Linked DNA regions of Homo sapiens: regions 2, 3, 4, 5, 6 and 7 are each linked to region 1. A link is a loop called in an ENCODE intact Hi-C map of the cell type or tissue named here. Cell type or tissue: endothelial cell of umbilical vein. All regions are shown on one strand.

Region 1 (4,000 bases):
CTGCTTGGGAATTTATTACATATTAAATATTCATGATATTGCAGATCAATATTTTTTTAAAAGTTGAAAATGTTCCTGCTACACTTATGCTACACACATATTCAAATTTGTATAAGGTGAAACCAGCTGAAATTGCTTTTTGGTAGGTCAAAAAAGGTTGAATATTCCATTTTATCTGGTTCAACCTAATTACTCAAATTGTGTTACAATTAGCAAAAGAATGCAAAGTTACATTTTATAACACCATTTTTTAACCTGTTTTTCATTCTTATAAAATACTGTTGTATTACATTAAACATCATTTCAAAATATGCTGTATATATTATATATAGAATATTTTGATATATAATTTTATATAATATAAATACATCAGCATATTTTGAAATAATATTGTTTAACATCAGATTATTTAATAAGAATGAGAAATAGTTCAAAATATATTATTGAAAAATAAAAAAAAGTTTGGTTTTTCTTGAAACTTAAAAAAATGGCTTATTTGCCTTCTCTAAATTAAAAAAGCAAATAAAACAAACCTCAATATGCTATGTGTTAGGGAAAAAAAAAACTTTAGCAAAACTAAATTTAAAAGAGTTTGATTAAGCAAAGAACAATTCCAACAGTCTCCAGAGGCAGAGCAGGCTCAGAAACTCCAACACAGCCACGTGGTAGAAGGTTTATGGGCAGAAAAAGGAAAGTGAGGTACAGAAACCCCCGGACTGGTTATAGCTCCACCTTTGCCTTATTTGAACAGGGTTTGAACAGTTGGCCACATGTGATTGGCCAAAGCTCAGTGTTGCCACAAGAGCAGGCTACAGTCTGTTTACAATTCCATTCAGGTTATAGTTCACAATGTACAGAGAAACCTTTAGGCCAAACTTAAAATATGTAAGAAGACAGCTTTAGGCTAACCTTGATTTAACAAAGGAAAGATTTGAATTTCCACATGACTTACTAATGTTAATAAATACAGGAAATCTTCAAATACAGAATACTTTTTTGATATGGTTTTCTTTAAGAAGATATTTTGGTCTTCAAAAATTATTTTTACAATTTATATCTTTGTAAAATATTTAGTCATGAAAATAGAGTTGTATTTATTCCTGCATTTACTTGATTTGATTTTTTACCATGGCTTATTATAATGCCTGTGCCCTGATGAAAAACTATAAGGGCTAATCAAAGTAATGTATGCCTCCATAAAGCACAATTTGGCTGAACATTAATTAACTGAACATAAAAATCTTTTTAAAAGACTCTTAAAGCTAATTCCAATGTAAATTTAAATAACTAGAAAACCATGTGAACCCCAAAACGAATGGAAAAATGTATATAACGTCAATTAAATTAAGCCTGAATAACACTTCAAATACACACTATTGATAGGTTAAATATTTGTGATTAAAAAGACTGGGGATCTTTAACAAAGACTAGTAAGGAGGCAATGGGGAAGGGAAGGCTGGAAATAGGGGAGGATCAGGAGGGACAGGATGACTCAGAGGTAAGTACCTGTCATTATTTCTGGAAGTCTATCTCAATAGTTGCGGCTATACCTGAGATTGAAAAAAAATCTAGTGTAGCTCACCATGGTGTGACTAAGTTGCAAAATAGATTGTCTTGGGTGGTTATTAAACAATTTCAGAAGAGAATACATTAAATTATCTTAATGTTGTGCCGGAATAAGTGTATAGAGCAGACCACAAAATAGGGGAACAAGTGCCAGCCATGAGCCAGCTGATTTGATTTACGCTCCAGGCAATCGCCAGAAATTAGGTTGTTAAGCTGAGGGAACAAGATCGGTATTTAAACTGTCTTTATATGATATCATAGCCACACACCACCAGCCTTACCACCTTTATGGTGCTTTAATATAAAAATTGGATATTTGTTTATAAGTCTAATTCGTTTATGTTCTTTAAAATACACACCACCCTGAACGTTTACAAGAAATATGAATAGCATAAAAACCCTTTGCATAGTTGAAAAGCCGAGATGTATCTTATTTTTATTGGCAGTTAATGTAGAGGCCTATATAACAGCTGCCTCAATAGCCACTAGATTAGGGACATAAAACTGCAAAACCTGTTCCCTGTGCGGGAGGGGAAACAGAAAAATAAGAGAAGCGCCCTCACCCAGGTTTTGGAATTCCAAGAAAGGTGTTGAACGCCTGATGAAGAATTCATTTTGAATATAACTGTCTTCATTTAGGGAGGGTGTGTGAGTGTTCCGTTTGTCTTTGAAATGAAACCTTTCCAAGAGGCACGTGTTGATTTACCAAAGACAGAATGGCAAGGGGGAGCCCAGAGGCAAGAACTGGTGAAATCTCTCAGAAGACGCGGGAAGAAGCCTTTTTTCCCCTGCAATCTCTCCCGCCTCTCTCCAGAGTCCAGGAGGAGGCAGTCCCCGTGGCTTAGGCTTTATCTTTAAGACAATAGCGCCGCTCGCCGCCACCCGCGCGACTCGGATCGGGCATCCCGGCGGCCGCACCCCGCGCGCTGGCTCATCTGCACACCGGCCACCTGCATTGTCGGCCAGAGCCCCCGTCCCGGCGGCTTCCCCAGCAGCTTGGCTGCCCCTCAGGTCCTCCCATCCCACCTTGCACCTCCAGGACGCCCTGGACCCGCCCATCCTCCTGCCCCACTAGCTCATCGACTTACGACTCCCTCAGTCCCTACGGCCCACGGAACCCTCTCCCCAACCCGCGCCACAGCCCGAGCGGCGGCGGCGGCCTTAAGAAGCCCGCAGTCCCGCCCGCGCCGCCCCGCCGGGGCCGGAGGTTGGAGCCGGGAGCACGGCCGCGAATCCCCGCACGTCCCCAGCGCTCCGCGACACCGGGCCCTGCTCGCTGCAACTCGGGGACGGCCTGCGTCTCGCCTCCACCCTGGCCGCGGGCCCCTCGAGCTTGTTTGCTTGTCCTCAGTCCCAGGGCCAGCCCCGCTCCCTCCTCCCGGCTGCTCCAACAGCCGTTTGCTTCCTGCGGTGTGTTTCTTTTTTCCCCTTCCTAGACTCCATCAAAGGTGGCTCTGTTATTGAAATATGAAGCCATTTCCTCTCCAAAACCCTTGGTTACTCAAGGCGGGAATCAATGGACCTATATACTCTCCCAGAAGTTATAAATAAACGTCTATTTGTTCAGGAGGCGTTTTCCCGCGTGTCCCAGCATCTTCCCCACTGGTTATTTCAGGGGTGTGTGTGTCTGTGTGTGTGTGTGTGTGTGTGTGTGTGTGTGTGTGTGCGCGCGCGCGCCCTGTGCCCATCTGGTTCTAATCCTGGTTATGGATCCACAACCCAACCCCACCCATCCCGTCTCCCCCTCGCATTCCTCGTTCTATAAATAAATCCAGGTTCTTTGAGCTCTGTCATCCAAGGATACAATAGCAGTTGTTTGTTAAGAGAAATTTAAACTCAACACCAATACTGAGTCCAGTAAACCAGAAAATATGCTTCTGGTGATTTGGGTGGAAGGCCATCTCCAGTTTAAGAAGCTTTATGTGCCACTATCATCATTGTCTGTTATCCTTGATCTCCTTTGGTGAGGGGAAGGCGGGAAAGAGAGGACCTCTCCGACCCTTGGATTTTTCTTTTAAGCAGAGGCTAATAAAACAAAGCGCAAACTGACTGTCCTGAGGAGTCTGCTCACACCGCTGCCCCGCAGATCATTCCACAGACCCCTTGTCCCATCCCTTCTGGACAGACCCAGGACTGATGAGGGTTCGGGTTCGGGAGGTGTGGTGTGGTGGGGGCTTGTGTGGCTGTAGCGGCCGGCTTTCCTAAACCCCAGAGCGGGATACTCGGGATCTGAGCAGAGGGGAAAGTCATCTAAGAGGCTGCTGCTTTACAAGGTCTGGGCACAGAGCTGCCCCTCCCTTCCTCCCTGAAGTTTGCATGAAGTGCACATTAGGCTGTAATTAGGGGATTTGGGAGGAGAACTTTCCTGGTGACGCTTTGCTTTTCTTCTGCTCTTGGTGAGAAAGTGCCTCCTTCTTCCCAGGATCAGGACCTC
Region 2 (4,000 bases), 200 kb before region 1:
TTTTGTCTTTCTGTCTCTCCTTTCTCATTCTCATCTTCCTTCAGCTCATTTTTGATCCTGAACTTTTTTACTCATGAATTCAGAAATAGCTTGTTAGGCAAAAAAAAAAAAAAGAAAGAAAGAAAAATCAAACATACTTGTAAGGGTCTAACTCACCTAAAGCCACAAGTCTCTGAATTCACTCCCTTTTCAGTTCAGAAAGCATGCTGGAAAGGAGTCAGTAATGTGCCTCAACTATCCTAGTGTCCCCAACATTGGTGTCAAAATACAAACACAACATTTAAAATATTTTTTTAATTGCACACAGCTTTTACTTCAGTCTGCAGGTCTAGAAAAGCCTATTGCACACAGAACTCTTTTAAGCCAGCTGTTCCAGGGGCAGACTACTGCAGCTTCATTCATGGGGCCATGGAAGGTTTATTGTGGTGGCATCTTCCTAACGTTTGCAGTGCCAGAGCTGTGCCAACCATAACTTTCAGCTAGAGCCATCATTGATGTGTCTGCCAGTCACTCCACTATGTGGAAGACTATTGCTTAGCTTGATGGAATGGTTCACTGTCTTTCTGAGAGATTGCAGCCAGTGTTACTACAGTTGAGCTACAGATAAATGTGGCATTTAAGATGGAATTCTCTCCCACAAACTGGGGGAGAAAAATGCTAGCCCTTCTAGTTTGCTCTGGTTCTTTCTCATTTTTGTTTTACCAAATAAAATATAGCTTATATGGGGGAAAATTATTATTAATAGACATGCTGGAAATCGAAAGTTATCATATCATATTTAAAGGTCTAAATACCCTGTCTTTGTGACAGGAAGTATAGATATTGTTTGATTGGTACGTACAAACAAAATATTCAGCATAGTCTTTCCCAAGTCATCCTAGATGATAGGATTTTAATATGGTATCAGAACAGTAAATCTGACTCACGCACTATGAGCAGAATTCCTGGAACTTCTAGTCTCTTCAAATTCCTTCTTTCTAGCTCAAAAAAGTCTGTGGAAAAATTCATCTATGCATTTTTCCTTTTCTTCCATCTTGTGACATTTACCATTTCCTCCATCATTTCGAAAACGAATGATCTAGTCTTTTACATTGGTATCATTGTAGCTGCTCATGCACTCTGCTCTAACAAACTCCACTTGTGCCAACAGAAATACCCCTTTTCCCTCGTTCACTTCTGTTACTTACTCCATCAGTAGACCACCACCTGGTACTGATCCACTACCCCATTCCTCATAAAGCTATCTGCTCTCATCCATGTTTTCATGTTTCCATGGCCCTATGCATCTAGTTGTTTTATTCCTGGAGCTCCCTGACTTTTAATGGATTCCTAAAATCTAGGCCTAGAAATTACCAGAATGCCCACTATGCTGTAATCAACTCCTTACCACCACCACCCCTGGCCATCCAACAGTCAAGCATTGCTTCCTGTCCATCTCCTTTTAAACACTAACAATTTCCTTCTTTCTAGTGGGGCGTTTCTTTTCCTACCCAGTAAGCTGCCCAGCGGGGAAGGTGGTCTTTGTGGCCCCTGAAGGCAGGGAATGTCAGTCTTGCAAATACACTACCCTCTTCATGTTTTGCCTTGCCTTTTTCCTGAGATCCCGCAGACGCTCACTCAAGGAGCTCCCCCTGGTGGCCTTGCTCATTAAGACAGATCTGAATTGGCAATGGTCAAACAGTAGCCTCTTCAGGAATTCCTGCTACACTATGGATTGCTGCTGGAAGGAATGGAAAAAATATAGAGGTTAAAATGGCATCTCAAAAAAGCTAGCAAGAGAGAATGTTTTTTTTTATTCTTTCAAAGATGGAAGTAATAATTGTCTCCCTTTAAGACCTGCTTATTACACCACATATTTTGTCAGATAACTTTTAGGAAAAGCAATTATCAAGAAGCATGTAAGTCTTAAAAAATAAATAAATAAATAAATAATGGTTGGGAAAGTACACGGAGGTGCAGAGGAGTGCTAGAGAGGTAATCCCATATGTGTGGACCTAAGGAGTGTTCTACAGTATGAAAAGAACCTGGTCACTGTGATAATATGACTGTATTTTGCAGGTAGGGGAAACTAAATTTTCAGGGAATATATACAGTAGAAAATAATACCTCATAAAATCACTGTGGAGGCAACATTGGGATGGAGTTGGGCGGTAACTGTGAAGGGAAAGGAGATATCTCACAGTAAGGAAAAGTGCCTGTTTGTCAAAAGCAGGTAAGGATTTTAAGATGTTTGAAAAACATCAACCACAGAATTGAGTTAGTGAGATTTTCCATGGCCCTATGCATCTAGTTGTTTTATTCCTGGAGCTCCAGGACTTCCAATACCACCACCAACAACAACAATGCTTGTGTCTGGAGCAATAAAATTCCCGTTTCAAGCAATAAAATCCTCTCTTGTCTATCCTGCTTCTTTGAAATGACTTATTCTCTTAAAGTGTTCCATTAGAGAAGGAGTCGGCCACCTACAGCTAGTGAAACCAGCTTCTCAGGAGTGTGTGTGTGTGTGTGTGTGTGTGTGTGTTTTCTGCCCTTGTTCCACTTAGCGGAGTATGCTTCTTATATTCCCTCAAAAAATCAGAACAGATTGTCATTTTGTTCAGAGAAAGACTTGGGGTGCAACGCTAAAAATTCCTGTTGGAGATCTTTCCGTTTGTGATGTATTTTGACCAAGTGAGCTTTTTATCTTTGCCTCAGTAACCTTCGCCTTATCACTCCACAGGAGCCAGCTGCCTTCCTTCAGGTGTCATTCTGACAGACACAACAGACAGCCCTCTCCCTTCCTATCACACATTTATCTAGACTTCCTTGGAGTGAGGAAGCTTTCTCTTTCTCAGGCTATTTACTCTCAGAGGCAAAGGAAAAGTCTTTGCTTCAAAGATTGAGCTGCTATTTCCTGCAGTCAGAGCCACACAGGCTGGAAGAGCACATTGAAGCCTGGTAATCAGAGATTCTTTCATGCTCCACATTAAATAGTGACACGCATAGAGTTGTTTAAAAGGTGCACAACCCAGTATATTTCATTGCAATATCTACACATTAATGTAGTTGAAAGTGGATTTGGAAGTGAGGAATAGATTTAAAGTACAACTTCATGACTCTGCATGAATTTGTCTGGTTTAGACCAGTCTGTTCTAGCTATGCGGAACCACAGCAATAATCAGGCCATTCATAAAGCAGTGTGTGTTCATTGTGGCAGCACATTTTACTTAAAATCTTTTAAATTATGCCATAAAGAATTTGGGCATAAGTCCATTTCAAACCCTTACACTGTCTCAGGGGTGGCCAACATAAAGATTTGTGCCAAAAAATGCCGTCTGGGTTAATTTTAAGATTCCTTTCCCCACCCCCACACACCACATTCATGATTTTATCCACTAGCCACCTAAAAAAACCTACCTACAAAATTCCACCATATGCCAGTCCTGTCCACACCTTCACAAAAACCAACATAATAGAAACTATTTTTCTAAACCACATCTGGAGTCATTACTTAGACCCGCACTTGCATTCTCCCAAGTCACATACTATCTTACCACAAAAGACGATATGGGATGCTTGACATTCTCTTTTTATAAGGTCACCAATCCCTGTGATATGATATGATCCTTGAAACAGTTCATTGTCTCAGACTGTGTAAGAAGTCAAAGAAAGGGAGTGTTAATAGACAAATGAATGTTACATAAAATAAAAATGCGTAGCTTTAATATTTATTGTACTTTCAGCAACACTGAAGGAAGCCCTCATATCTTTATCTCATTTAATTCTGACAGGAGGGCTATGTGGTAGACAGTAATATTGTCTCCATGTTGCATATGAGGAAACTGAAGTGCAGCATGTTTAAGTATACTATTATAATAGAATGGAACAAGGCCCTGTGCCCACACAATCTGGCCTTGAACTCATTCTTAGTCACTATGTTTATGTGACAAGCTTCAATTCATTCATGAAAAATTCTGCCTTCTATACCGTGCTAAGCTTATTCAGAAGTTTAAAAAGAAAA
Region 3 (4,000 bases), 730 kb before region 1:
GTAATTTTCTCTCTGCATTTTCTTGGCTTTCTCTAAAACTCTTTAAGAGAGTTATTCAGAATTAATTGTCAGTCATTTCCTAGATCCCCATTTATTCTGGTTCTGTTATTGGAGCTTGATTAACTTCCTTTGGTAGTGTTACATTTCCCTGATTTTAAATAATCCTGTATACTTACATTGATACCTGTGCACTTGATAAGACAGGTACCTTTTCCAATATTTGCAGGTATTTTTTGGTGGTGAGAGAACTTTATTATTTTGTCTAGCCTATAATTGCAGGTAATTCCAGCTAGTAGCAGCTATAGACAGGCAGACTTTGGTGTCAGGTTCTTCCACTGGGCTGGGTCACTTCCTGTGCTCTGAGGTTGAATGGTAATGCTGGCTGAGCTCTGTGGTCTAGTAAGACCACTGAATGGACTCTGCCATCAAATTTGGCTGCTGCCTGGGCTCTGCAAATAATCTCTGGTTGGGCAAAGTTGCAGATTACCACTCTTGGCCTAGTGGAGATGTTGTTGTTTCGAACCTGTAGTTGGGCAAGGCCATGTGCTAAACTCCAAGGCTGAGTGAAGTATCTTGGGTTGCTGCTCGACCACACGGGATGGACAGGGCAGAGGCTATGTGGCACAGATATGCATGAACTTGAGTTTGTTTCCCAGCCTGGCATATGCTTAAGCAGAGCACCGAAGTTTGGTGAAGTCACCACTCAGCAACTGAGGTTGGGCAGAACAAGACACCCTCTCCCCTGGTAATCACTGACCTGCAATTGCCTTCAAGCATGGAGAATATTTACTAAGAAAACCAGGGCTTAGTTGGATCACTTCCTGCCTGCAGTGGCTGGTCAGGGCCAGATGCTGTATCCACTGGTAATATTTGAGTCTGGCTCTGTGGCCCAGGCTGGAGTGCAGTGGCGCGATCTCGGCTCACTGCAAGCTCCGCCTCCCGGGTTCACACCATTCTCCTGCCTCAGCCGCCCAAGTAGCTGGGACTACAAGCGCCCGCCACCATGCCCGGCTAATTTCTTTTGGTATTTTTAGTAGAGACGGGGCTTCACCGCGTTAGCAAGGATGGTCTCGATTTCCTGACCTCGTGATCCGCTCCCCTCGGCCTCCCAAAGTGCTGGGATTACAGGTGTGAGCCACTGTGCCTGGCACAGTTGCTTCTTAACTAAGAAAACCAACGAAAACATCCAGGATGTGTGAGGAAGCTGGCTAGAGATCCAAATCAGGAAGTCCCATGGACTGTGTTTCCTGCAGCATGGCACTGTTGGTTAGTCTCTCTGGTGTGGTACTTCCATTGACCAGAATGCAGAACAACTACCAAGATCCACATGCTAGTTGATGTGAGCCCCAGCCTCATTCTTTGTTTCTAACTGACCTCAGGTAATCTAGCTCTGCCAGTACTACCAGTGTTTCCCATGGGACAAGATGGAGGTGAGCCTCCTGTAGAGTCCCAGAATAGTAGGGAAGCTGAATGTCTACCTCCAAATCACTTTTTCCACAATAGAAATCATAGATATAGGGGCATTCTCCATGTCTGGTGCTGTGCCAGCTTGGGGAGGGGCAGCATGGTCAAAGAACTGTTATTACCATTAAATTACAGCTTTTTTCAGTTATGCGGTCCAAAGAGGTGTCTCAGCCTTATTCCCAGGTTCTGGGATATTCATGATAGTATTTTTGCCTGTGGATAATTGCTAGTTTAATTTTCACTGTAGGGGAAGAGTGAAGCCTAAGAACTCCTATTATGCCAGCTTGCTCTGAGTGCAATTCTTAACTGATACCTCTAGAGGTCAGATTAAAATATATCATTTATGTTGCATTCATATAATGCCTAAGTCAGTTTCTTCAATATTGTATATTCTGATATTTCAAATGATATTTATCAGTTGTATGAATGAATATATTAATTCATTAATGGTGGACTTTCCAAAAAGTCTGAATGGCTTAGGTATAAAAATCATAAAGAAAATTATTCTCGATATCCAAAAAGAGTTTGTACTGTATAAAAAGATGAACAGGCTTAAGGTAGATTAAATTCACTTCTCAGGAACATATTAAAGTGAAACTAAGAATACTTGAGTTACATTATTGTAAGGTGACTGTTGGGGAAGGAAACTACTACATTCTAGATATTTAGGTTACAGAAAAAGTAGCAGCTGAATAGACCACTGTTCTGATCTTGAATGACATTTCCTATGTTGCTTTTATGCTGTTATTAAGATGATGATTCATCTCATTTTTAAAGCCCTCTAATCTTCCCCTGTTATAACTTATTCCAATGTTTAACAGCTAACACTGTCAAGAACATTTTCATTATATCTAACTCACATTCATTGTACTGCTCTTAGAAGACACAGAGAAAAATATATACCTATTCTCTGAATAAAAATTCAAGCAGAGGCCAAAGTTATATTAACTTTCTTAGAAAAAGAGCCAAAAATTATGGTGGGACATTCAGGTGATATGCCTAAGAATTCCCCCCAAATACCTTAAAGAGCATAGGAAATGACTGGAAGAGGAGAACCGATCACCTTAATGATAAACTGATCACAGTATAATTCTACTCTCTTTAATGACTTTCCTTATTAAATTCTCCTTGTGCAAAAAGTATGGTAACGCACTAACATTATCCAATTAAGCATCTATTAACTGCCTAAAATGGATATATGGACTATTACCTTAGAAAATTGGCAGATCTATACTAATTCAGTGTAACTCTATACTCTTGACAACTTTTAAATATGTAATATACAGAATAGATACTTCACTTTATTATGTTTATATGCATATATGCACACACATAAATATATACATGCAGTAACATAAACCCAATGATTTACTCAGAAAACACATGTTAAATGCCCTCAAAACATGCTCAAATATGGAACCCTCTAGTAGGAAATATGCTTGGTTTAAAGAAAAAAACAGGTGTAAATTAATATTATCAGTGTAGTTGGTGCAATTTCATAAAACATTGAAATATATTGGAGAACTCAACAGACCATATCTACAAAAGTAATAGGTTATGAAATGAGTTCTAATTTTGCCTGTAAGAGTGGGAGGCTAATGTACTTTGCGCTGAAAAAGTCATTCTATTGCATGATTACTTTTTAGTTAAGTTAAATATTTAAAGCATGCAGGACACAAACTGGCATGAAGTGGTTACTAAAAATTATTAACTCAATTTTCTGTTAGTACACCATATATATCAAATTATAAGTAGCAAGTGATGATAAGACCTTAATCTTTCTTTAACATCTTTATCATTCTATTTCCCTAATCAAGAGCTTATTTGCTTATTTATTTCTTTTCTAAGATCAAAGTGTTTTGGTCAGAGCCCTCAGCCATTCATTCTGGCTCCTCCCTGGCTAACTAATATTGTCTCTACTCTGTCCTTCAATCCTGTCTTCTTGCTGCCTTCCTGAATGCCATACTAATTTCTACTTCTCCACATGTCTCTAGTTCTCCACATTTTGTTATTTTCCCCATCTAGAACCTGTTCATCAAATCTTAACTTTTACTCTTGCCAAATACAGCTATCATCACAATGGGAGAGCTTTTATTAACTGTCACACTACACAAACTTTTCATCCTAGACTCAATATTTTACTTGTAATCACCACCATATCATTTTTAAAATTTATCTTTAAATACATTCAAATGTTTGGGAAAGTAGAGAAAAGTAGATTAAATTGTTTACAGATCATCAAACATGATTTTTAAAGTTTTCATAAACAGAAGAAAATGGATGAGATACTCAGCCATCCATTCACTTATCAAGTATTGATTGAGTACCGGTTTGTATTCAGTTACTATTGTAGAGACTGGGGATTAAAATATATGTGGAAACCAAGATCTTTGCTTGTGTAAACTTACATCTAATGGGAGGAGACAGATATTAATCAAGAAATATGAAAATGATTGTATCGTCTAGTAGGTTCCAAATGAGAAGTACTATGCAAAAGAAAAAACAAGTAAAGTAGAATATAAATAATGGCTTTCTC
Region 4 (4,000 bases), 370 kb before region 1:
TGTGAGGGGCAGCCCTAAAGCATTTGTAACCTCTTCACTATCCTCTCTTTGACAACTCTTGGTAGTTCCCTTTTATTTTGAGGGGGAGCAGTGGACACTGTTAGTGACTGTGGGGCAGTCTTGGATTTTCTTAAGGCTATATTAAGTAACTGTTATATCCCATAAAATTTTAATTTTCTTTTTTCTTTTTTTTTTTGTTTTTTTGAGACAGAGTCTGGCTCTGTCGCCAACCTGGAGTGCAGTGGTGCAATCTCAGCTCACTGCAACCTCCGCCTCCCGGGTTCAAGCGATTCTCCTGCCTCAGCTTCCCAAGTAGCTGGGACTACAGGCACGCACCACCACGCCCAGCTATTTTTTTTGTATTTTCAGTAGAGATAAGGTTTCACCATGTTGGCCAGGATGGTCTCGGTCTCTTGAGCTCGTGATCCACCCACCTCGACCTCCCAAAGTGCTGGGATAACAGGCATGAGCCACCATGCCTGGCCAAAATTTGAATTTTCCATAAACAAGCAGTTCATTCATCTCTAGCCTGGGGCAATGGTTCTCAAATTTTAACCACATAAAAATTATCTGAAGAGCTTTTTAAATATGGTTCCCAACCTTAAAGTTTCTTATTTAGGAGGTGAGATTTGGAACCCAGGGGAACACATAACGGGCAGATACCCCCAGCGAATTTTGATATTGGTTATCCCGAGAAAATGTAGAAATCACTACCGTGATGGAACTCATAGTCTAGCAAAAGAGACATACTTCACCTAAGATGTGTCCTTTTATTATTAGAAACAACTTCATTAAATAAGTCAAAATGCTGGAGAAAAGCATATTGCTCTTCAAAATGAGACATCAGTGTGAAACATTTTAAAGCAATGGATGGCATCAAGACATTACAAATCCAAAACATAACAATCTATGCTGCCTTGATGGTATTTTATTATTAACCTGCCTCTACTAGTGACATCCTTAGGTGGAATCCACATTCCTCCATGAACTAAAAATGGTAATAATGCTTAATTGTTTCCAAGGGATTGGATTTTTGCCTACAACATGAGGCCTTCAATAATTAAGTTATGACTAAATAGTAAAAGGGTTGTGAAAATATTCACAACCTCATAAGACCAGGCTTTAAATGTTTTACTGTTAAATTTTTAACTGGGTCCTAGGAGTTCTTAAGAAATACTTGTTTTCTGTGCAACTGGAATATAATGAAAACATCGAAAATCCATTTACATTTTAATTATTAAAGATGGTTTAGCATATTTAGCATCTTTGAGGATGACATTAAGGAAGTTATTCCAGACAGAGAGAATAGAATAAACAAAGTCGCACTGGGGATGGAGAAAGCTCAACGGACATCAGAGTAAAGTCTTATTATAGTGAAGAGTTGCATATCTGTAGGGGTAATAGGAGGATAAAAGATTGAAAAGGTAAGGAGATGCCAAAATGTGAAAATACATCACATTTAGACTAAGGTGGCACTTGATTATGGAAGGGTATTGATACTGTCAGAACTAGAGTTTAGGAAGATGACATGTAAGTGGTCCGTGTTCTGAATACCTAACACAATGCCTAGTGCTGATGAAGCTTTCAGTAAAATTTAATGGAATAATTGTTGAATTGTGCTTTAGAGAGAGGGGAACCTATGAGCAAGGATACCAGCTAGGAGGCTTTTACAGCTAACTGCCTGGAGGCAGATATAAGGAGGGCCTAAACTAGACTGGCAGCTGTTGAAATAAAAATAAAAGATGAAATACTAAGAGAGCTTGAGGATGCATCATTAACTACTAAGATATCTATCAAATTCAAGAAAAGGAGTTCATCGGCTTTTTGATTAACTTGGAGAAAAATCCTGATAAGGGTGTATAGCATTGAGTTGGAAAATTACTTGTTGCTCTGGATAGAGAGTGGAAGTGGATTAAATGGACACCACTGCCATGTGACACTTCTGCTTCTAAGCCGTTGGCCATTTATGAGTCCCATGGCCCCATCTAGTGGAGTGGGAGGTTGAGTGACATCCACTTAGAGTTGAAAGAGATAGTTAGGGAACATTTGGGAACTTCTAAATGAAGTTTCATCTTCTCCTATTTCCATTTTCATCAAAACAGTTTCTGAGACTATAGCTCACCTGAAAGTATCATTTTGCAGGACTCTAGAGAAGAGATACACTGAACTTTGAGGTTCTAAATGAGTGTATTTATTCTCCTTTAATGCCTTTTTCAGAACATTTCTTTTTTATATCATATGTTGGTTACATTTTCTCCATGTATTTGCTTTTGATGTTTTTGCTACCACTGCTGCTGTTTTCCCAAAACTGATATATTTAATTAAAGTGGTAGCTATTTCATCCTAATGCTAGTGTACTTGGTATAGATCACTTTATTTTGTTATGATTTTGGCTCTTGAAGAAAATAATCAAGCTCTCCTTTTTCCCCCCACAAATAGCCTGTCACATTTTCTTGCTTCTATTATATACTTAATGCTTCAATCACTTTGAAACATTTATTTCTCTGAATTCATAATACATGGGCTGTATTTTCATTTCTCAGATTAAAAAAAGAAAAACTATGTTCAATGCAGGTCTCCTTAGTTTATTACTATCATTAGTGTTGTTAAGAGATGAAGTACTGAATTTTAGAAGTATATGTGAATATTTTTATCTTACTTTTCTTTGCAGGGGCCCAGCCTAAGCCAGTATTTTTACATAATGTCAGCTTTCCAGAAGCTCTTAAACCAAAATGTGATTCTCACAGAACAAAACAAAACAAACAACAAACAAAAAACCCAGACATTTAAATAGAATTGCCAATGTATCTTAGCTTCTTTTTTTTAAGAGCATGCATTAGCCTGGATTTGGAAAGATGTACATAAATTTTGAAACATCAATGCATTATCTGATACTTTTTGGAATGTTTTTCTGAGTCTCAAATCTACAGTAGATGAATGAATATTTGTTGAGCAGCTACTATTTGTAGAGAGCTATTTGGACAATATATAAGTTTTCTCTGCCCATGTGGGCTTATTGGAGTGGAGAAAACATTTCAAATTATCTTATATGGAAGTTTTCTACTTCATTCTGTGGACATTTCAGAGAGAAAAAGCTATTTGATTTCATTCAACAAGCAATTATGTTCTGGGAAATGTGAGGAATTTACTCTGTGAGTTCCAGCCACATGGGACTTCTTGAAGGGTACTTCATTCTTTTTTTCCATGCTTAGAAAAAACATATTCCCAAGAGACCCCCAACTTCATTTAAATTAATGAATTTATTCATTCATTCAATATATTTATTATTTCCCATGTGCCAATTGCTGTATAGATGCCAGTTCCTCAGGGAAGCTTTCCCTAACCCTATCCCTCTCCTCAACTAGATTCCATTCTAATATATATTTTCACAGCTTCTTGTTCTTTTCTAGCACAGCCCTTGCCGCAGCTAGTAATTAGACTATGTAAGATATTGTTTATTAGGTAAGCTGCATGAGGGCAGGAATACTATTTGTTGGCTCTCTTTGTATTCTCGTCAATCTCAGTGACTGGTGACTAGTGACTAACCTTTCATAAAAAAATGAAACAGATATGCTATCATAATGTTTTCATATCCCCAAGACTGAGAATATTTTTTATTTGCTCAGTAAATATATTTGAATGCATTAATAAATAAAGTGAGGATAAACCACATTACCTGTTCTCTGGATGTTTAAATGTAATGCAAGTGAAGCACATTTACATAAGCAGTTATATTATATGGTGAAGGAAGAGGATGTTCAAGATCAGTGATCCTGGGTTCTACTGGCCATTGACTGTCACCTTGAACAAAGTTACTGGGCCACTCAAAGGTATGTCTTCTTTATATACAAAGAGTCAACAAAAATAGATGGCCTCTTAAAATTGTTGTGAAGATTATACAAAGGATGTTTAGTCATGTATTGGCCATAAAGCCAGTGATTAATAAATGCATGTTCTCAATAATTCAACAAATATTTATTAAGAGTTATAGTCAGGACTT
Region 5 (4,000 bases), 310 kb before region 1:
AAGACAGATTTGTTTTTTGCAGTGTCTACTATGTAGAGTTGACTGTGATATAGTGATTATTTTCATGACTACACTGAAGGAAGCCTAGCCTACTGTTGCATAAAGTTTCCATTATTCTAGAATAACCTCATCACTAATTCCCACCTAAAATGTGGACAAAATAAAAAAAAATCACACACAGCATATCCTTCAGTCTTTGAGAAAAATCAAAGCTTAGTTTAATTTTTTAAATAAAAACTGTGGAATGAGAAAGGAGTGGCATTCTTTTCTCAATGAAATGATTGCATCTAATTTTGTTGTGTGCATCTGTGTTTGTGTTTAATGGCAAGTGTAATTATGCACCTGCAATGTGTGGCTCTTCTAATTTTAGTAAAATTGATGCAACTATTTAGGAAATACATGACAAATTACTCTTTTAAAATGAGTAAATTTGAATGCCAAAGCCTTTTTATCTACCAAAATTTTGGTCTTCTAATTACATGCAGTAGCTACACACAGATATTATGTCCACCAGTTCAATCTGGAGTTTTTCCTGTGAGCTCAGAATCTTGCCCTGCTTTGTCCTGGATTGATCACAGCCACTGGCCAGCTAGTGCCCCCTATTCCCTCCCTGAAGAGTTTCCTATCTTTGTTGTCTAACTGTCATATTAAAGTGTAACGTCACATACAACTCAGAGTCCAGATCACTAACTTAATATATCCCACAGAGTGTAACTATCAGGTGATAGCTGGCAGCTCACAGAGAAGTGTGCCAGAACTCCAGAAACACACCAGATTCTTTGAATTTCTTTTCCAAATCTTTTCTTTTTTCCATTTTTTTTTTTTTTTTTTTTTTAGAGACAATGTCTGGCTCTGTCGCCCAGGTTGGAGTACAATGGCAGGATCTTGGCTCACTGCAACCTCCGCCTCCTGGGTCCAGACCATCCTCCCACCTCAACCTCACAAGTAGCTGGGACTACAGGCGTGTGCCACCACACCCAGCTAATTTTATTGTTCTTTTAGGTAGAGACGGGGTTTTGTCATGCTGGTCTTGAACTCCTGAGCTCAAGCAATCTGCCTGCCTTGGCCTCCCAAAATGCTGGGATTACAGGCATGAGCCACTATGCCTGGCCTAGTATTTTAATATCTTTGAATTCTATGTGTCTTGTAGATTGTCTAGAACAATTTTGAAGTTACGTTAGAAAAAAAATTTAAGTATGGCAAAGATGAAGAAAATAAATTACTAATCCTCAGTGGTCAAGTGATTTGATTTCTCATGTGTAAAGTTATTTTCTTGATCAGGAAATAATCAAGTTGAAATTAATGACCAAACTAGCAAGAGGCAGAGCCATGCAACATGGAAGTAGTAGAGAAAGCATAGGAGTTAGGAGTTGTCATCTCCAGAGAAGCATCCTACACTGGAATAGTGGATCAGAGAAGCAAATTATGTAAAGCAGAGAGTCTGAAGGACAACTTGGAAATTCCTTGATGGGTATACCTGTTGGGCTGACAGCCAGAAGACTTGAAAATACGGCCTTTGAAACCAACAGAGGGGCCATTCAAACGTGAGGACCCTGAAGCTCTACCATGCCTTGGTGAGCATGCCCAAGGCCAAACTTCTTGGAAGTCCCTGAGCACTGTTGGATGTTACATTTGCACATCTTCTCAACCACTCTCTGGTCATATAGAGCATATTTCAAAATATTTTATTTTTGATGGGAGAAACATAACAGCATATTGGCAAATATTGCCAAATATTGGTAGCAAATGATATCATGTATAATTCTGAAAGTGTAAGGCATACTTTAAAAAGTCCCATTAGTAATCACCATATCACAAAGTAGCAGTGGCCAAAGGTCATGTTAATATTATTTTTTCTGTTTCTTCAGATTTTCCTGGATGTTTCAGAACAGTGCTTGAAAATGAAAGCTTTTCTTCCAAACTATTATTGGCATTAACAAAATTTTGCTATGTCTACATAAGCTGTGTGACTCATAAATTAAGGCAAATATTTAAAAACCCTGACAGGAAACTTAGTTTATTTAAAAAAAAAGAATGTGATGATTCAAATTCATCTTATATTTGCTCTGTATGCCAGTTCACTAATTTAAGATCTAATTTTCCTATTTCACCTATTGGAACCTATTTTTCATGCAGAACTCTCAAGTAACTCAGAAATACCAGTTGTCAAATAAGATTTAATAGTTCTATTTTATGAATAGTTTTAATTTTAAAATGAGCACTAACATTAAACTTAGTATGTGGTTTTATGATTTAGCTGTTTGGATTTTTAAGGAAATGCCACATATGTTTTAAAGACCAAGCAAGTTTTAAAGGTTATGCCAGTGGATTACAAGAATTGCCATTCTAATTATGTTCAATATGGAAGAGAATGTTAATTGATCTTACTGGAGTGATCCTCTTAAAGGTTTTGGGTTTAATTAAACAGAGTTGTGTTTAATTCATTTCAGATAAAACTTTATTTTTAATTAAATGGGGAATGGCATTTAGCTATCTTACCTGAATTCTTTTCTGAGAAACTCTTCCATAAGAAAATGAAAACACTGATTTTGTCCTGTCTCGAGAACAAGTATGCTTTTCAAATACTACTTTTGTGCTTCTCTTCATTATGGCTCATGGAGCCTTCAACGAGATTCTGTGGTAACATATCCAGCATATTGGAAATTACACTGAAATCCCTCTGTATTATTTCAAGTTATTAAAAAAGCTTTTGTGTCATTTTTAGTTAGAGCTTGTCTGGTGTCTTTGTCAGTTTGGGCTGCTATAACAAAAATACTACAGACTGGGTGACTTAAAAAAAGGAAATTTACTTTTCACTCTTCTAGATCCTGGAAAACCTGAGATCAGAGTGCCAGCATGGTAGGGTTCTGGTGAGGACACTCTTCGTGGTTCCTAGATGACCATCTTCTTGATGTGTCCTCACATGGTAGACAGCAGAGAAAGAGGAACCTCTCGTGTCTCTTCTTGCATGGATACCAGTTCCATTCATGAAGACTCCACATTCATGACCGAATTACCTTCCAAAGAAAACTAAGCATTTAGTCCTTAACATCTGGTGATAAGTGTTGCATGGGTAGATTTACCAACTAAGTCACAGCCACAAAAATGTATCCAAAATTTGTCTGAAAATACAATTTTCTAAAGTAAAAAATTATTATCCATCTTTTTGAATTTAGCAAAATTTCTTAATGCCAAAACATCCAGTCAAAGCTTGAAAAATATGTCAAACAATTACTTATTTCATATTTTAAAAAATCAGCTTAGTGTATTACTATTTGTTACTGTTATGGGCTGAATTGTGTCGCCCCAAAATTTATATATTTAAGTCCTAACCCCAACTATCTCAGAATGTGATTATATTTGGAGATAGCATCTTTAAATAGGTAATTGGGGTAAAATGATGTCATAAGGTTAAGCCCAAGTCTAATATGACCAGTGTCCTTAAAAGAAGAGGAGATTAGGACACAGACACCCACACAGGAAAGACCATGTGAAGACATGGAGAGAAGATGGCCATTCACAAGCCAGTAACAGGCCTGAAAAGAAACCAACCTTGGCAACACCTTGATCTTGGACTACCAGCCTCCATCCAGCACTGTGAGAAAAAAAAATGTTGTTTTTTTAAGCCAAGGAGTTGGTGGCACTTTGTTATGGCAGCCCTAGCACACTAGTACAATGACTGACTCTAGTCAAGCATACAGAAGTGTACTGAAGCCAGAAGACGTGGGAGAATCTGAAAACGGTCAAGGTTGTGTGAGAAGTTGAGAGGAAGGCAGTCAGGAGGTGTAGGCTAACACCACTCACTAGGCTGTGATTGCTTCCCAGCCCTTAGGTCCCCTGTGAGTCTGCTATTATAGAATTCAGAATTGATACTAGGATACCAATTCTGAAAATGTATAGCATTGCAGCATAATCTGTCAGTTACTTTAAGATACACATTTAAATTAGTATGTTTGAAATTCTTCTATATTATGACAGTATAAATACAGCCCTAGGAATA
Region 6 (4,000 bases), 660 kb before region 1:
TTTCTAAATTAAAACTATGTCATAATTTTCTCAAATATATTGACATCAATGTTCATATAAATCATGTATTCAAAATCTAGGGTATTTTAAATAAATATTTAATAAAGTTTGCTTTTCTCTCTAGATACATGTGATTTTTTTCTTCTAATAAAATTATAGCAATGTAAAGGGAAGGAATAAGATATACATGACTAAAATAAAGTAGCATGGTCACTCGATACCATTAAAAGTAAAAGCTTGACAGTTTTTAGAGTTAAATTAGTAGTACCAGCTGTTAATTTTATTAATTTCAAGATAAAGTTTTAATTAGCTAAAACTTTTCATTTTTGAAGGATTTTGCATAATGGGATGAACTGTATATATTATCATTTAGTGTATAATTTTTTAAAAGTTGCCTCCTTTGAGAGTTTCTTGAAGCCTAAAAAAGTAATTCTGATATTTGTTGTTTACTGCACACACTTGCAGGTGCAATAGCTTTGAGTAAGATTAGGATGTAATAGGTTCATTGTATCTCTTCCAAAGAAACAGTGCAGGCTTCAGAACTCAGTTCAAGTCAGAAGTAAATCATAACATTTGGATACTGAGTAAAAAATAGCAAATTTTGCAAATATGTGTTGAGTGTTAATGGCTTCTGTCATAGTTAATCATTTACTTTTTATTTGCTAAGTAGGTTGAAAATTAACATTATTATTTTAAAAAGCAGAAAACCAAAGCTAAGCCATTCCTATTATTCAGTTCTTCTCTGTGTTTTAAGGAAGACGCTTAGCATCTTCCTTAGATGTTCTATAGTTATAGACTATATAAATATTCTTCTAAAATGATTTTTTTATTTTTATCATAGTCCATGTAATGATTATAATGTTGTTTGCTTAATCAAAGCAAACATGTATTTATAGACAGAGTCAAATGACTGCCAATGTGAAGTAATTATTAAAATATTTCTCATGGTTTCCTATGTGATACAGCAAGAATTTAAGTACTATAAATACTTAAACTGAATGTATTACCACTTGTCACTGAAAATACCCCTAAAAATCTTTGATTTGAGCAAGTTGTTGAAGGGAAAAGTAGACTAGAATCAACTGTGCCCTCACCAGCAGATGTCAGGATAATCAACGAAGATCTTTTAAAGGAAAAAATAAAATAAAAGGAAAAATAAAAGAAGTCAAGTCATAAATGTGAATCTGCAGATCCACATAAAGTAACTTTCTACTCTTTACGAAACTAATGTTATTAGTTAGTTTTCATTGCTTCCCTGAGGAAGAAAAAAAGAGGGCATTGTAAGGTAGAATCCTTCTACCATAGGATTTTAACTTGGAAACACAGACATTCAAGTGCACACTTAGGTTGAACTATTACTTTAGAGGGAGTCTTCTAAGTACCTTCCAAGGAAAAACACAGAGAGCTATGAGGTGTTTGTAGTAAAACAATTATTAATGAAATTTATACCACGATTTCTAAGCTTATTCTTCATATGAACTATAAGTTTCATAAATAGCAGTTCTGTTATATTGATTTACACAGACATACACACTCAACTATTCCTATGCATCTACTGCACTGGAAAGAGATGAATGCTTTTATTTACTCTTTTTGTCATTATGGTAAAGTGTATGTTTTTTAGATCTTGCAAGATTCTACATAAAACAAGTCATGTGGCCAAAAGAGACAAATGTCATGATAAATAAAGCTTTGTTATATCCCATTTAAGCCAGTTATTAATTTCTATATATGTGACTCCTCTGCATCAATTGATGTCAGGGACTTGAACTAATTTATTTTGATTGCAATTGACCTTTAACTGATAACTTGTAGTTCCAGCATCTGCTGATGTAGCCCTCAAAACTATGTTACAGATTCACCATTATACCCTTTTAAGGAGCTTTTTTATACAGTCACTGACATTGTGCCAAATAGTCGGTTTCCAGTGGCATTCTTTCTGTGTCAGAGTTCTCCTAGGATAAAAATTTCTCTCTCCTTCATTCCGTCTCTTTCTCCTCCTCTCCCCTCCTCCCTCATTTCCTTGTTATATGGCAAATAGGACACAACATCTACTGTAAAATTGATAGTGATATTTTGTCATCATTATTAAAAGATTGCAAACCTTTGAAACGTTGTGAAACTTGTAACTTATCTTTTTGTGAGGAAAGAAAAGGAAGATGATAATGTCAAACCTCTGCCTACCAAACCTGAAGTTTAAAACATAAGTGGAAATAAATTGGGATCTAAATCATGGAGCAACTCAGGATTTTACACCTTGATTTGATCACACTGTCCTGCCTAAAGCTATCAAGTATACAGTAATTTATATCCACTTCACTTGTGGAGAAGCCACTTGCCTTGAAGCTTCATCCACATACCACATAGCTGAGAACCTAGGATAAAGAATCAGAAACTTCTGACCACAAAAATAGATGTCATAGTTAGGTCTTAGATCATGTATCATAGAAAAGCTTATTTCTCTTGGCTTTCAAGTTTCTGGGTCCTCTATAAACTGAATCCAGAAAGTGAAAAGCATATGAAGTAATAGGTCAGGCTTAATCAGAGCAGTAAAACATGCCAACTTTTAGACAAAGAGGAGACTCGAATAGTATATGTAAAAGCAGTGATACTTTGCAGTACAAAAAACTGGGTACATGCAGTTGGGAGGGTTTGGGGTGGGGAGTGGTAAGTGTATCACCATATAAGAGAATGCAATAACTGGTGATAATGCTGGTTTTGCGACCTAGAGAAAGCCTCACTGCAAGATGTTCAACATTTTTTGGGTGCAAATGCAGTGAAATGTATACATTATTTAAAAAAAGACTTGGTCAAAAATGTTTAAGCTTGAAAACCTGCTTAATGGTGAAATAGCTAGATATCTGAACAATGTACTTATTTAAGACTTTTCCCGTTGTGTCAAATAAAATGTTGGTATTTTAAAATTATTTTTCTTCTAAGGTAATAAAGTTTTAGAAGACACAAAACTGAATTTTGTAAAAAAGAAGTAGACCTTACAATGTAGATAAAATGTCCTGCAATTATTTGGTTATATTTTAGAAAATGTGCTGCTATTTTGTTTTAAAATATGCATTATTATAGTGATAGTAACTGTGTAGGAATTGTTCAGATTTATAGTGTGTGACTTAGAATGGAGGATTTAAGTACAAGAATTTAGGTGACGGCTTTTTAAGCACTAAAGCACTTTTGAATGTGGTTGTTACTATGGAGAAAGAAGATTGACTTAGCTTTGCCTTTTATCTTTTCCAAAACAGGTTTGTATCAAAATGATTGATCTCTTAAAATAATTTAATATGATATAATATTTCATAAATGGGAAGACCAAGGTTTTAATCTCTTGTTAGATGATATATGCTTGATTTGAAGATGATAATCTCTAAATGGGGTTAGGCCACCATGCATTCCTTAAGGTTTGTGCTTGGTATTTAACAAAGTGGTATATTTTGGGAATGCAAAATAATCCTTTAAATCCCCTCTTGTATTTTAGGTCAGGGGAACCATTTAGATTTTACTGATTCTGGGGATTATTTGAGGTCAGCCAGGATGAAATGGGCTCATGACACAATCAGGAAAGTCCAAAACAATTGAGTGGAAACATTGGAGAATATTTTTTATTTGAAATAAATGGACAGATCCCTCTCTGTAATGTAGAGCAGTCTCCCACCTACAGGCCTGAGCCTTAGGTCTGTGCTCACATCTCTGCTTCACTCTTTTTTTTTTTTTTTTTTTGAGACGGAGTCTCGCTACCCAGGCTGCAGTGCAGTGGCGCGATCTCAACTCACTGCAAGCTCCGCCTCCCGGGTTCACACCATTCTCCTGCCTCAGCCTCCTGAATAGCTGGGACTACAGGCTCGGCTAATTTTTCTGTATTTTTAGTAGAGACGGGGTTTCACCGTGTTAGCCAGGGTGGTCTCAATCTCCTGACCTCGTGATCCACCCGCCTTGGCCTCCCAAAGTGCTGGGATTACAGGCGTGAGCCACCGCGCCCGGCCTCTGCTGC
Region 7 (4,000 bases), 530 kb before region 1:
AATTGACTCGATTTAGCATTATCATCTAGAGAGGGCAGCAGAGGGGCCATGGAAGGTTTCTTAAGGCACCAGAAAGGATTCTTAAGGCACTCTCCATAATGATGGGATAATTGAAAGAACCTCCTTTGGCCCTGGGTATATCAGGACTGTAGGCCTACCTCAGTTACTATCTGATGCAAGAACTTGGTTATAGGACAGAGTGGGATCTGAAAGAAGGGTTCTTATTTTTAGGTAAATATGTAAATATGAGACTGTGTCCTTACACTGATTACTCCACATAGGTGGGTGGGTCTTGATTTGGGGGAACTTTTATTCTGGTTTCATTACCTAGTATTTATTAACTAGATTTGATATTAAATGATGCCTCTTTTGATTTCCCTGTCTGTAGCCACCTCTATGAAGGGTCAAGAGAATCTTCATCATTTTTTTTGAGACTACTTCAAACAATAAATGCATTTTCCTTTTTCCCTCGGCCCAACCTCCTCCATCTGATTCAACACATTGCTGCCTTAGTGATTCTTCCAAAGCACAAATGTGGTGATACACTTTCCCATATTTCAAGTTCTTTTATAATTTTCCAGTGCTTGAAGATAAACTCCAAAATTTTTGGCACAGCATACAAGACCTTGATTCATATGGCCTTCCTACCTTTTGGACCTCATCATTTTCTATTTCTAATACGTATTTATATTCTAGCTACAGTGGCCTACCTGAAGTTCCTGGAATGAGACATGACCTTTTTCCTTTAAGTGTGTTATTCCCTTTGCCTGGAATATTAAGCATACGCTCTCTCCTCTTCATCACCTGATAGCACTGAGTCTCCTTAAAAGTCTCCACTGGTCCCACAGTTTGGATCATGTATACCAGTTGCAGGTGTTACTACTGTGTAGTATAATTGTAATTGTTCCTGCATTTTTATCTCTCCCACTAAGCTCCATAGTCTGTTATTTAGTTTGGTATATACAGCACTTACCTCAGTGCCTGCCTACCATGCAATAGGTACTCAAGGACTAGAAGGACAGATAGACAAATTGATAGACAAATGGAAGGATAGCTAGCTAGCTATATGTGTGGATGGATAAATGGATAGATAGATAGATGATAGATAGATAGATAGATAGATAGATAGTTAGATGATAAGTATATAAATGATAGCAAGTCTACTGAAGTATCTTTATCAGTCATCAATCACCCCATTCAAAATGCTGCCAGGATTGTCTTCTTAATTTAGATCTGACCATGTCCAAACTTTAAAATACATGTTAAAAATGTTAGACACTCTCTCATTGATTCCTTATCTTAAAAATTACAATGGCACTTTTTAATCCTCCCTGATCTAACATATTTATACTTTCTTAGCCATTCCAGATTAAATACTCCATGGTCCAGCCACGCTAAATTCTTTGGTATTCCCCAAACATTAATTCATTCATTTTATGACTCTCTTTTCTAAGGTCTGCTCCAGCACTTAGGTACTGTTTTAATCTATCATCTTAGTGTGGCTAATGACTTGGTTTATATTTGACAGAAATCATAACCTGAATTTTCATTTTTCAAATATTTTTAAAGTGCTTCATCTGGAAAAGAGTTTAAATAATTCTCATGTGAAAAACCTTACAGAGAATAACATAACTAAGAAATACAAACTAGTAGGAAGTTGGTGCCCAGATGCTTTTTTATTTTGAAAAGTCCCTTACTCATTGAGTCCAGGAGGTGGCAGTTTCACCTACAAAGCTCCCTTTAAAACTGTATGGGTTTTTGTGCATCTGATTCAAATCCTGTGTGCAATAAAGCCACACCCATGATTCTGTCTGAAGCCTGCTTTTTACTCCAGACTTAATCAGTGCTACTTTGGGTGTGTCAGCCTTCTCAGGGACAATCCTTAAGGTCTCTAGAAGCCCTTTTATTTAGCTGAGAAGATCTTTCAGGCTCCACCTGAATTATTTGAAATGTTTTCACAGGGAGGTTTGTAGCCACATCCATGATTGATATTTATGTTGGGCCATGTCTTTCTGGCATTCGATAATTTACCACTTTGAGAGTTGGGAGTTTAGAAACAATTGTGTTTTCTAACACAAGTCCTGGTCCTTGTATACTACTTCCCTTTACTTTCAAATGGACTGGTTCTTTATTTAGCTCATCTCTTTATTGTAGCACCTTATCATATGCAGGCAGTAAGAGCCAACTGATGCTTTAACAGTCTGCCCGGAAATCTCCTTACTCATATGAAAAGTTCATCGCATACATGTTCTACCTCCCCAGTTACCTCAGATGACAGCTTTATCAATTGTTACACACTACATAAAATGGGTAGCCATTTTTCTAGCTTTTCATGGCCATGACTGCTTTTCCAGATACTATCTGCCACCCATTGCCACAGCCAAGGCCACGTATTGTGGGGTTTCTGTTATGTCATAAGTTATTTCTCTGTAGCAGTTTCTTTCTTATCCTTCCACATTTCTTTCACTCATCTCAAGCAAGCTAGCCTGAATTCATTCACATGACGATCTCAGCACTCCAAGAGAGGAAGTAGATGTCTTCAAGTGCTTTTCAAATCTCTGTTGTCTTCAAGTCTGTTAACGACCTACTGGCCAAAGCAAGTCACATGGACAAGCCCAGATTCTAGGGATCCAGAAATAAACTCCTGTCCTTTAAAGAGTTAAAGAGTAAACTGTGTGGATATAAAGAAGGTATTTATTAGAGTAATTAATGACACTAGTCTATTACAGATATTTAGGTTAATATTTATTAACCAATTAGACAACATTCTCTTTACATATTATGAAGGAACTCCAAACTGAACCAATAGCTTTCAGAGGCAGTGTTTGAATTATGCAGTTTAATTTTTGCCATGTTACATAGTATTTTTTTTTGAGTACATGGTTTGAAATGAGTCTTGCAGATCTTATGTGTGAATCTTAATATTACCCTGACTTTTGACTTTGCCAAGGGAACATCCATAGCAAAGTAAACTAGTATGTTTCAATGTCCAAGACAAAAAAAAAATGTCAATTTCGGTTTTTTTTTATGCCTTAGGTGATATTTGTGATCCCAATCCATGTGAAAATGGAGGTATCTGTTTGCCAGGATTGGCTGATGGTTCCTTTTCCTGTGAGTGTCCAGATGGCTTCACAGACCCCAACTGTTCTAGTGTTGTGGAGGTTGGTAAGTGCAAAATTTAAGTATTTCAGTAGTTATCTTTTTATTTCCATGAATAAATGGCAGTTTGGCTGTGGTGCATTATGGAGATTAGTTGTAAAATTGCTATATGTTGCTAATTAGTTTACTTTTGTGTAGGATTCTCAGTTGTATCATTTCCAGTTTATATTGAAATTATATTAATTGTGTTCTTTAAGTTTTAAAATATTTTTAGTAATTAACACTAAATTTAAAGACATTACAAATAATACATAAATATAACATTTCTTATATTTCTAATATTAATATAAATTTAACATTTTATTCTCAAATAAAATACATAACTCCAAAGTCAATTTATTCAAGTTAAATTATCACTGTAAATAAAACAGGATGTTTTTAGGGACTTCGAATATCCATCAGCATTTTGTAGCTGTTCTAATCATTACTTTTCTTAGGTGATAAATATATTTTATATTTCTAAGCATATAAAGAAGAGGATATTCCAGATGCAGTGCTCTTCAAAGTTTTCTAAAAAATTTGCTCTGCAAAAATTAATGTGTCATTGGTTACATTCAAATAGTTTTTTAAAAAATCTGCGAAATATGTATACTTATGGATTTAGAGTAACTTCTGTAATTTCCACATAGGTCCCCATTAAGGAAATAGCTGTACTTTAAAATAATTTAACACCATGTAAACTTGTGCAGAGATTTTCTCTCTAACTAAAGAGAGAAATAATTTTCAAAGTTAATAGCACAGGTAAGTTTGAAAAAAATTTATATTTTTCGCATTAGTACCACGAAGAGTACAAGATGGAATATATCTGTTCATTATAGGAAACCAAACATGTTTTGTCAAC

Evidence for each region. A loop is a pair of places that touch in the nucleus more often than their neighbours do. Peaks named below come from ENCODE experiments on the same cell type or tissue, not always from the same donor. Only the 100,000 strongest peaks of a DNase experiment are listed, where the experiment ranks them.
Region 2: a loop joins it to region 1, with 5 times the contacts of the local background. A loop is called at or near these places in 19 of 110 quality-filtered maps.
Region 3: a loop joins it to region 1, with 15 times the contacts of the local background. A loop is called at or near these places in 9 of 110 quality-filtered maps.
Region 4: a loop joins it to region 1, with 5 times the contacts of the local background. A loop is called at or near these places in 5 of 110 quality-filtered maps.
Region 5: it touches region 1 in a loop (3-fold over the local background); 3 of 110 quality-filtered maps call a loop at or near these places.
Region 6: it touches region 1 in a loop (11-fold over the local background); 18 of 110 quality-filtered maps call a loop at or near these places.
Region 7: a loop joins it to region 1, with 12 times the contacts of the local background. A loop is called at or near these places in 20 of 110 quality-filtered maps.

What each region holds. Positions count from the first base shown.
Region 1 is chr5:83,720,972-83,724,971 of GRCh38, reverse strand. No RefSeq gene overlaps it. Among named protein-coding and RNA genes, the nearest start is that of HAPLN1, 2.1 kb to the right of the region's middle. RefSeq lists a silencer at 2,473-2,532. In endothelial cell of umbilical vein, a CTCF peak has its summit at 2,441; DNase peaks (open chromatin) are centred at 2,551, 2,711 and 2,961; H3K4me3 peaks cover 834 bases; H3K27me3 peaks cover 375 bases.
Region 2 is chr5:83,924,959-83,928,958 of GRCh38, reverse strand. No RefSeq gene overlaps it. Among named protein-coding and RNA genes, the nearest start is that of HAPLN1, 210 kb to the right of the region's middle. RefSeq lists an enhancer at 1,226-1,727. In endothelial cell of umbilical vein, CTCF peaks have their summits at 1,445 and 1,645 (motif pointing left); DNase peaks (open chromatin) are centred at 1,648 and 2,858.
Region 3 is chr5:84,449,006-84,453,005 of GRCh38, reverse strand. No RefSeq gene overlaps it. Among named protein-coding and RNA genes, the nearest start is that of EDIL3, 66 kb to the right of the region's middle. In endothelial cell of umbilical vein, no CTCF peak of the experiment used is centred here; no DNase peak of the experiment used is centred here.
Region 4 is chr5:84,087,151-84,091,150 of GRCh38, reverse strand. All of the region lies in intron 6 of EDIL3 (EGF like repeats and discoidin domains 3), which reads left to right. Among named protein-coding and RNA genes, the nearest start is that of EDIL3-DT, 290 kb to the left of the region's middle. In endothelial cell of umbilical vein, a CTCF peak has its summit at 1,968 (motif pointing left); no DNase peak of the experiment used is centred here.
Region 5 is chr5:84,030,540-84,034,539 of GRCh38, reverse strand. The region is part of intron 9 of EDIL3 (EGF like repeats and discoidin domains 3); the gene reads left to right. Among named protein-coding and RNA genes, the nearest start is that of HAPLN1, 310 kb to the right of the region's middle. In endothelial cell of umbilical vein, no CTCF peak of the experiment used is centred here; a DNase peak (open chromatin) is centred at 1,989.
Region 6 is chr5:84,377,037-84,381,036 of GRCh38, reverse strand. The region is part of intron 1 of EDIL3 (EGF like repeats and discoidin domains 3); the gene reads left to right. Among named protein-coding and RNA genes, the nearest start is that of EDIL3-DT, 3.4 kb to the left of the region's middle. In endothelial cell of umbilical vein, no CTCF peak of the experiment used is centred here; no DNase peak of the experiment used is centred here.
Region 7 is chr5:84,253,249-84,257,248 of GRCh38, reverse strand. EDIL3 (EGF like repeats and discoidin domains 3) reads left to right here. Exons shown (of 11, transcript NM_005711.5): 2 at 3,037-3,165. Among named protein-coding and RNA genes, the nearest start is that of EDIL3-DT, 130 kb to the left of the region's middle. In endothelial cell of umbilical vein, a CTCF peak has its summit at 1,722 (motif pointing right); no DNase peak of the experiment used is centred here.